Linked DNA regions of Mus musculus: region 2 is linked to region 1. Evidence: chromatin contacts called from ENCODE Hi-C or POLR2A ChIA-PET data. All regions are on one chromosome and are shown on one strand. Each heading gives the region's core, a stretch centred on a gene start or an enhancer-like site at or near the end of the contact. The rest is flanking DNA. Distances are from core to core; before and after follow the strand shown. Region 1 overlaps M1ap (meiosis 1 associated protein). Region 2 holds the start of Dok1 (docking protein 1).

Evidence for each region. Hi-C counts contacts between places; a loop is a spot of excess contacts on that map. ChIA-PET counts read pairs that join two places held with the same protein, here RNA polymerase II (POLR2A).
Region 2: a loop to region 1 is called in a map of heart, with 5 times the contacts of the local background. The contact joins the promoter of Dok1 here to the enhancer-like site in region 1. A Hi-C loop is called at or near these places in 11 of 37 maps with a recorded cell type or tissue (CH12.LX, T-helper 2 cell, adrenal gland and 4 more). POLR2A ChIA-PET finds 5 or more read pairs at or near these places in 1 of 5 experiments (Patski).

Annotation. Positions count from the first base shown.
Region 1 is chr6:82,995,304-82,998,417 of GRCm38, forward strand. All of the region lies in intron 4 of M1ap (meiosis 1 associated protein), which reads left to right. Among named protein-coding and RNA genes, the nearest start is that of Gm32644, 26 kb to the right of the region's middle. Within about 2 kb of position 1,573, at least 1 of the 3 ENCODE cell types and tissues checked has a DNase peak (open chromatin) inside an H3K27ac peak, as active enhancers do; it is heart, where a contact is called at or near this core.
Region 2 is chr6:83,031,955-83,035,068 of GRCm38, forward strand. It overlaps Dok1 (docking protein 1), which reads right to left and starts at 1,517. Exons shown (of 5, transcript NM_010070.4): 1 at 1,417-1,517; 2 at 813-1,112; 3 at 581-674; 4 at 277-461; 5 at 1-106. The coding sequence starts at 1,476. Loxl3 (lysyl oxidase-like 3) reads left to right here and starts at 2,251. Exons shown (of 14, transcript NM_013586.5): 1 at 2,251-2,335.

The DNA of each region.
Region 1 (3,114 bases), core at 323-2,822:
GGGTATGTGTAGAAGCCAGAGCACAGCAGTGCCATCCTCAGGAATGCCACCCACCTCCTTTGACACAGGGTCTCTGCTGGTTCTAGAGTTCACCACCGAGACTAGACTGGCTATCCAGTGAGCCCAGGTATCCTCCTGCCTCCACACCACCATGCCCTAGCATTTTCACATTAGTTCTGGGTTTGAACTCAGGCCCTCATGCTTGAGAGGCAAAACCCTTACCAACTGAGCCATCTCTCCAGCGCCAGGTAATATTTTAGACTTTGGCACACCTCAGTCACTACTAAGTGACATCTTTAACATAGAGTCGTCTTCTTCTTCTTCTTCTTCTTCTTCTTCTTCTTCTTCTTCTTCTTCTTCTTCTTCTTCTTCCTCTTCTTCTTCTATGATATGAAAATGGGACCGTTGTTTAAGAACTGTAGTTAAAGCCGGGAGTGGTGGCGCACACCTTTAATCCCAGCACTTGGGAGGCAGAGGCAGGCGGATTTCTGAGTTCGAGGCCAGCCTGGTAAGTAAGTTCCAGGACAGCCAGGGCTACACAGAGAAACCCTGTCTCGAAAAACCAAAAAAAAAAAAACAAAAAACAAAAAACTGTAGTTAGGCTCTGGAGAGATGGCTCAGCGGTTAAGAGCACTGACTGCTCTTTCAGAGGTCTTGAGTTCAATTCCCAGCAACCACATGGTGGCTCACAACCATCTGTAATGAGATCTTGTAAGGGCACTCTTCTGGTGTGTCTGAAGACAGTATACTCACATATATCAAATAAATAAATCTTGAGAGAGAGAGAGAGAGAGAGAGAGAGCTGGGCCATGGTGGCACATGCCTTTAATCCCAGCACTTGAGAGGCAGAGGCAGGTGGAACTCTGAGTTTGAGGCCAGCCTGCTCTACAAAGTGAGTTCCAGGACAGCCAGGGCTACACAGAGAAACCTGTCTCAGAAAAACAAACAAACAAACAAACAAACCTGTAGTTAAGATATATTTTTCTTCCAATTTGGATCACATACTTCACTAAAAAGAAAAAAGTGAAAGAAACGGCAAGACTTTGAGCATCTCAAATGTTCACATCACTGTAGATGTAGACTTCCTCAGCAGCAACTTTTTAATCTTTATTCCCAAGAGCTGCATGGCACTTAAAAGTCTGCAATGCTTCTAGGTGACCAGTGTCCTTATTTCATATCCAGTGGGCTCTCAGCCTAGCCATCACTATCATTTCCAGCTCAGAGGAATAGCTACTTTCCTGTTGCTGTGATGAAATACCATGACCAAAGCAACTTAGAGAAGAAAGTTTGTTTGGGCTTATGGTGCACAGGGGGCTGAGTTTACAATGGTGAGGAATAGCATGGCAGCAGGCATGCCGGCAGGAGCAGGAAGCCGAGAGCTTCAGCCACAAACACAAAGAAAAGAAGAGCAAGCTGGCTGTCGGGTCAGTCCTTAAGCTCTTCAAGCCCATTCCCAGCGAAACACTTCCTCCAGCACCCACGTGGCAGTTCATAATAAATCCAAGTGAAGGCTGTCACTGCTGTGGCCACTAGGGGGCAGAATAAGTCCACACATAGACTGTGGATGCCACCTCCTATGGCTTACAGGGACTCAGGCAAGGTTGTTCCAATGGTTAGCTGTAGTTTCGAGCGGCACCGCGTCAAGGGGCCTGTTTCATCAGATGCGTAATGCCTTGCTTTCTGGGAGGAGCTATGCTTCAGTATTATCTAAGAAGAACAATATCTCCTTCCCAGCTCTCCCGTTTAGCACATTTAGTTATGTTTGTGAGCAATGCTGCAGTGGGCGCTGCTGTTCTAACCCAGAGGAAAGCAGAAGCCAAGGAGGATGACCTAGCAAAACACAGTTTGAAGAAAAAGGAAAGTACCTTTTTTTTTCTGCCCATGAGAGTAGGGAAGAGTAGAAGGGCCGGGCGTGTGGCACAGTTACTAGCATGCTTGCCTTACATGCATGAAGCCCTGGGTTTGACCCTCAGCACCACATAAACTATGGTGTGGTGGTGAATGCCAACCCTCATCATCCCCACAACTTGAGAAGTGGAGACAGGAAGATGAGAAGGGCAAGGTCATCCTTGTCTATATAATGAGTTTGAGACCAAGCTGGACCATGTGAGACCCTGTTTCATGTCAGAGTGACAGCAAGAAAGGGAGGGAAAGATAAAGAAATGGAAGAGGAACGGGAGGATGAAGGCAGTGGCTGACCTACTGCATGCTGTTCTTAAACAACGTACACTGTAGTGTGTTATGATAACTAGGAAATAGGTTCTAGTGTCCCTGCTGCTCCCAAAAACACACAACTAACAACATCCCAGGCACAGCTCAAGTCCTGATCTTGCTACTAAATCACACTGCCTTTCAAAAACTCGGGGAAATAAAGCCTTCAACAGAAATAAATTAACAAGTATGATTAATACTGCACAATGAAGCTCACAAGCACCCCTCCGTTACTAATTAAAGCAGACAAGGAAAGATCATATGAGCACAGCTCCTGGACAACGTTCTGAGTCAAAGGCTGGAGGAGGTGCAAGGCCTCGGATTAACAGAGTAATAAAAGCCCTAAGGAAGGAAGGAAGTCACGTGACAAGGAGACTAACTTAGCTGAAGCAGAAGGGTCACAGGAAAAGCAATGGGAGTGACAGGCCTCTGCCAAGGCCCCAGCTGGGGGATGGGGCAGGATGGACATGAAAAGAAGCCTGCACTTAAATGGGGAAGATCAAATGTGTGACAACACAAACTATACAATGAGCTATCTGCCTCGCCATCATCACCTACACATGAAGGGTGGGTCAGGACAGGTACAGGTGGCATTTGAACTGGATCTTGAAAAACCAGGGTGTCAACGGGGGCAATGGGGAGGAGCGCCCTGGACCATCACAGAGGAAGAGGAAGGCGGAGTCTCTGAAGAGTGATGGCTCCACGAGGAGGTGACAATAGAATTCAACCTGAGCCCTTAGGAGGAGCAGCCAGTGCTTGTCCCTGAAAGGATGCCATTTCTTCTGAGACAGCAGAATCAAGGTTCCAACCTGAAGCCCAGCACCTCTGTGGGGATGACACGAGAATCTCTTCAAACAAGAAAACTCTGCTGTTACTCTCCCCCAGAGTGTGTGAGTTAGGAGG
Region 2 (3,114 bases), core at 267-2,766, 37 kb after region 1:
TGGCAGCCTCAACTGCCTGAAAGATGTCATTTCCCTGAGAAGTCTGGAAGGTGAAGGTCCCAGGGCCTGAGGGGCAGCGGCGACCAGCTTCAAAGGAGAACATTACCTGAGGGGGTGGGGGAAACACGTTAGGCGTGTCATAAAAAATGAGTCACAGGCCTGACCAAGTTACTGTATCTGCACAGAAGAGACCACCTGAGAATGGAATTGTCACCTACAGCTACTCAACCTGGTAGCCCTCCCTGACGGGTCATCCTCCCAGACAGCCCCATGCACCTTGTCCCGGCCATAGCGACGCAACAGAGTGTAGGGCCAGAAAAGGAGCGGCTCCAGGATTTGACTCTGCGCACCCAAAGTCAGGAGAGTCAGCTTCTCAGCTTCCACCCTCAGTATGTAGGAGCCTTGCAAGCCGCAGCGTTCAGAAGCCTCGGTCTTCTGCGAGGTTACCCAGAACTGGGATCCTGGAAGAACACATACGAAGGAGAAGGAGCGCTGGGGCAAGTTAGGGACTCGGTTGACTCCAATCACTAGCTCCCCAAGGGCACCTCTTCAACCCACTCCATTCCTGCCAGACATCTACCTTCCCAGGTGGGGCTGTACAGCGAATTCTCCAGCATCTCCAAGGCAGAAAACTTAGGTTGGTTCTCCGTCTGCGCCAAAGCCCAGCCGCCTTTCTGCAGAAAAGGGAACATGGAAGAATTATATATAATTCTCTTGGGTCTAGGGTAGGTGCAAGAAGTCCAGTGCCTCTATAATAGCTCCATCCTCGCAGTGTCCCTTAAGCCCAGAGATGCCCACCCCCAGTCACTCACCGGAAAGGCGGTTCTGCATAAAGTCTGCACCCAGGCGGTGCTGGATACGGCGTCCGCCGCCAGCAGGTGCGAGCGCTGTGCGGTGTCCAGGCGGAAGGCAACAGCGCCGGGCTCAGGGGGACTCTCCACAGTCACCGGCACCACGCTCACACATTCAGCCAGGCGTATCATCTTGCAGTCTAGACGGCGAGAGCCGCCTCGACCCCCTCTAGAGCTCGACCCCTTGTGATCAAAGAATTCCAGCCGCGCCACGCCGTGAGGACTGGCTGGGTAAAGCACAGCCCAAGTTTTCCTCCACCTCTGGGAAAGAACGAAAGACTCGAGAGTGCGCGGTGGTAGCACGCGCCCCACAAGGAAGAAGAGACCCATGAAGGCCGATCTGAGTCTGGGGCTTCCCAGGCTGAGCTACTTTCCCAAAGATAATGGCATCCCAAGACCGCACCAAGGAGGGCACAGCCCGAGACTTTTAAGGGAACGTCTTGGGGATCTACAATTGCCCGCGCGCCGTTCCGACCTTCTTCCGGCCCCTTCCCTCTTTCTGGATTCTTTCACCCACTTCTAGTCCAGAGGGGTTTCGCCATCCCCCACGCCACAAACAAACTACCTTGGTCCCGAAGCGCTGACTCTGCAGAAAAAGCGGACCCTCCATCACAGCCCCGTCCATGGCCCAGGCGATTCCTTCCGCGCTTCCTGGCCCGGAGGGCTGGGGGCGGGGCGGGGCGGGGCGAGGCTGCAGGGTGCCGGAGGCGTGCCCGCCCCTCCCCGGCCCCTGCGGCGGTGATGGGGGAGCGGAGGGCTTGGAGGAAAACGAGCCATCAGGAAGAACTCAGGGAGAGCTCACTAAAGCCTTTATCTTTAGTGGTGCACACAGTGGCACCACTCAGGGAAGCGGTGATCACCAACCAGGGGCCCTAGTGCCTGGGGGGTGGAAGCTGAGAGTGACGACATATGTTTAACGTGACATCAGAGTGAAGGCCGTGACATCACCTGCAGGCACCTCGGGGGCGCCATAATGACCAAGGGAGCCATCGGGACAATAGTTTTCTTTGTGGGACCTTTTCTCATGGCCCAGCCCGGGAATTGGACTGGACTGTTGTTGATACTCTGTCTAGTTGGGGATGTGGAGGAACGGCTACGGGCTGGAAAGCTTCCCGTTGCCACAGGGGCCGTCCTGCTGTCCCGAAACCGTTTGCAAGTCAAGCACCCTGAATACGGCTGCCGGGCCTCCAACCTGCGGGAAAAGAAAGCTTCATTGAGCCGGGAGGAGTGGGAGGGGGTGGCGTGGCTGCAGCCAGCTCCACAGGGGAGGGGAAGATCTAGAGGAGGGAACTGGCCTGGCCGGAATGGAGGGAGAAAGCGGAATGTGGGAGGGCTCTAGGGGACGTGGGAGGGACCAACGAAGAGGGGAGAGGAAGGGGGGGTCCAGTCTCCCCTGGCCGAACACTTTTTTTCTGAGAAGTCCTGAAAGTAATCTCCAGGACCAGGACTCTGCTTCCAGCCTCTGGAGTTGTGCCTAGTCGAAGGTAGGGGAGTTACTGCTGGCCAGCGGGAAGAGGAGTTGGGGATGGAGAGGATGGTGGACCAGGAGAAACGCTGATTTGGGATGGAGTCGGGAAAGCCAACCAACTGACAGTTTTATTATTGGTCAAGGAGCGAAACAGAAGAGTGGAAAGCTGAGCAAACTGTTGGGGATGGAGGCTTCAGGGTGCAATTTGCAGGCCCTACGCTGAACACCAGGGCTTCGGAGCCAAATGCCCCCAGAACAAAGCTGTCTTGTCTGAGTTGGGGGAAGCAATGGAGGGCCCCCCTTACTGTGGAGGACTGTTTTCAGCCTCGGATAGAGAAGGCCTGAGCTGGGGAGCTAGCCCTAGCTTCTGGTTGCCCAGTGACAGAAAAAGAGGTGTTCCAGGGAGCTTGGATAACTCCATACCAAACCCTGCCCAGCTTGAAGCCTAGGTCTCCTGGAGTCCCTGACCCTGCAGCATATTTGCCAGCCCATGTGCTAGGGAGGGTGGCAGAAGGTTCTCCTACTCCGGTTAGCCTCGGCCCTTCCTGCATGGGCATCTGCCCCCATAGGAAACTGAAGAGTCTTCTCATTCATAGTGCTGAGATTTCCAGGGCTGGGCTCCCAGGCTCCCCTTGCCTGTGATGCCATCTGTCTGTCTAACTGCATGGGTCTTGCTGTCATTTCTCCTGTGCCTGCACCTTGGCTTTTATTCCCTCTCCTCATGGTTTTTGCCTCTCTGTGTCATTCCCCATTACTCTGTGCTTTGGTTTTTTTGGTTTGATTAAAACCATCTAT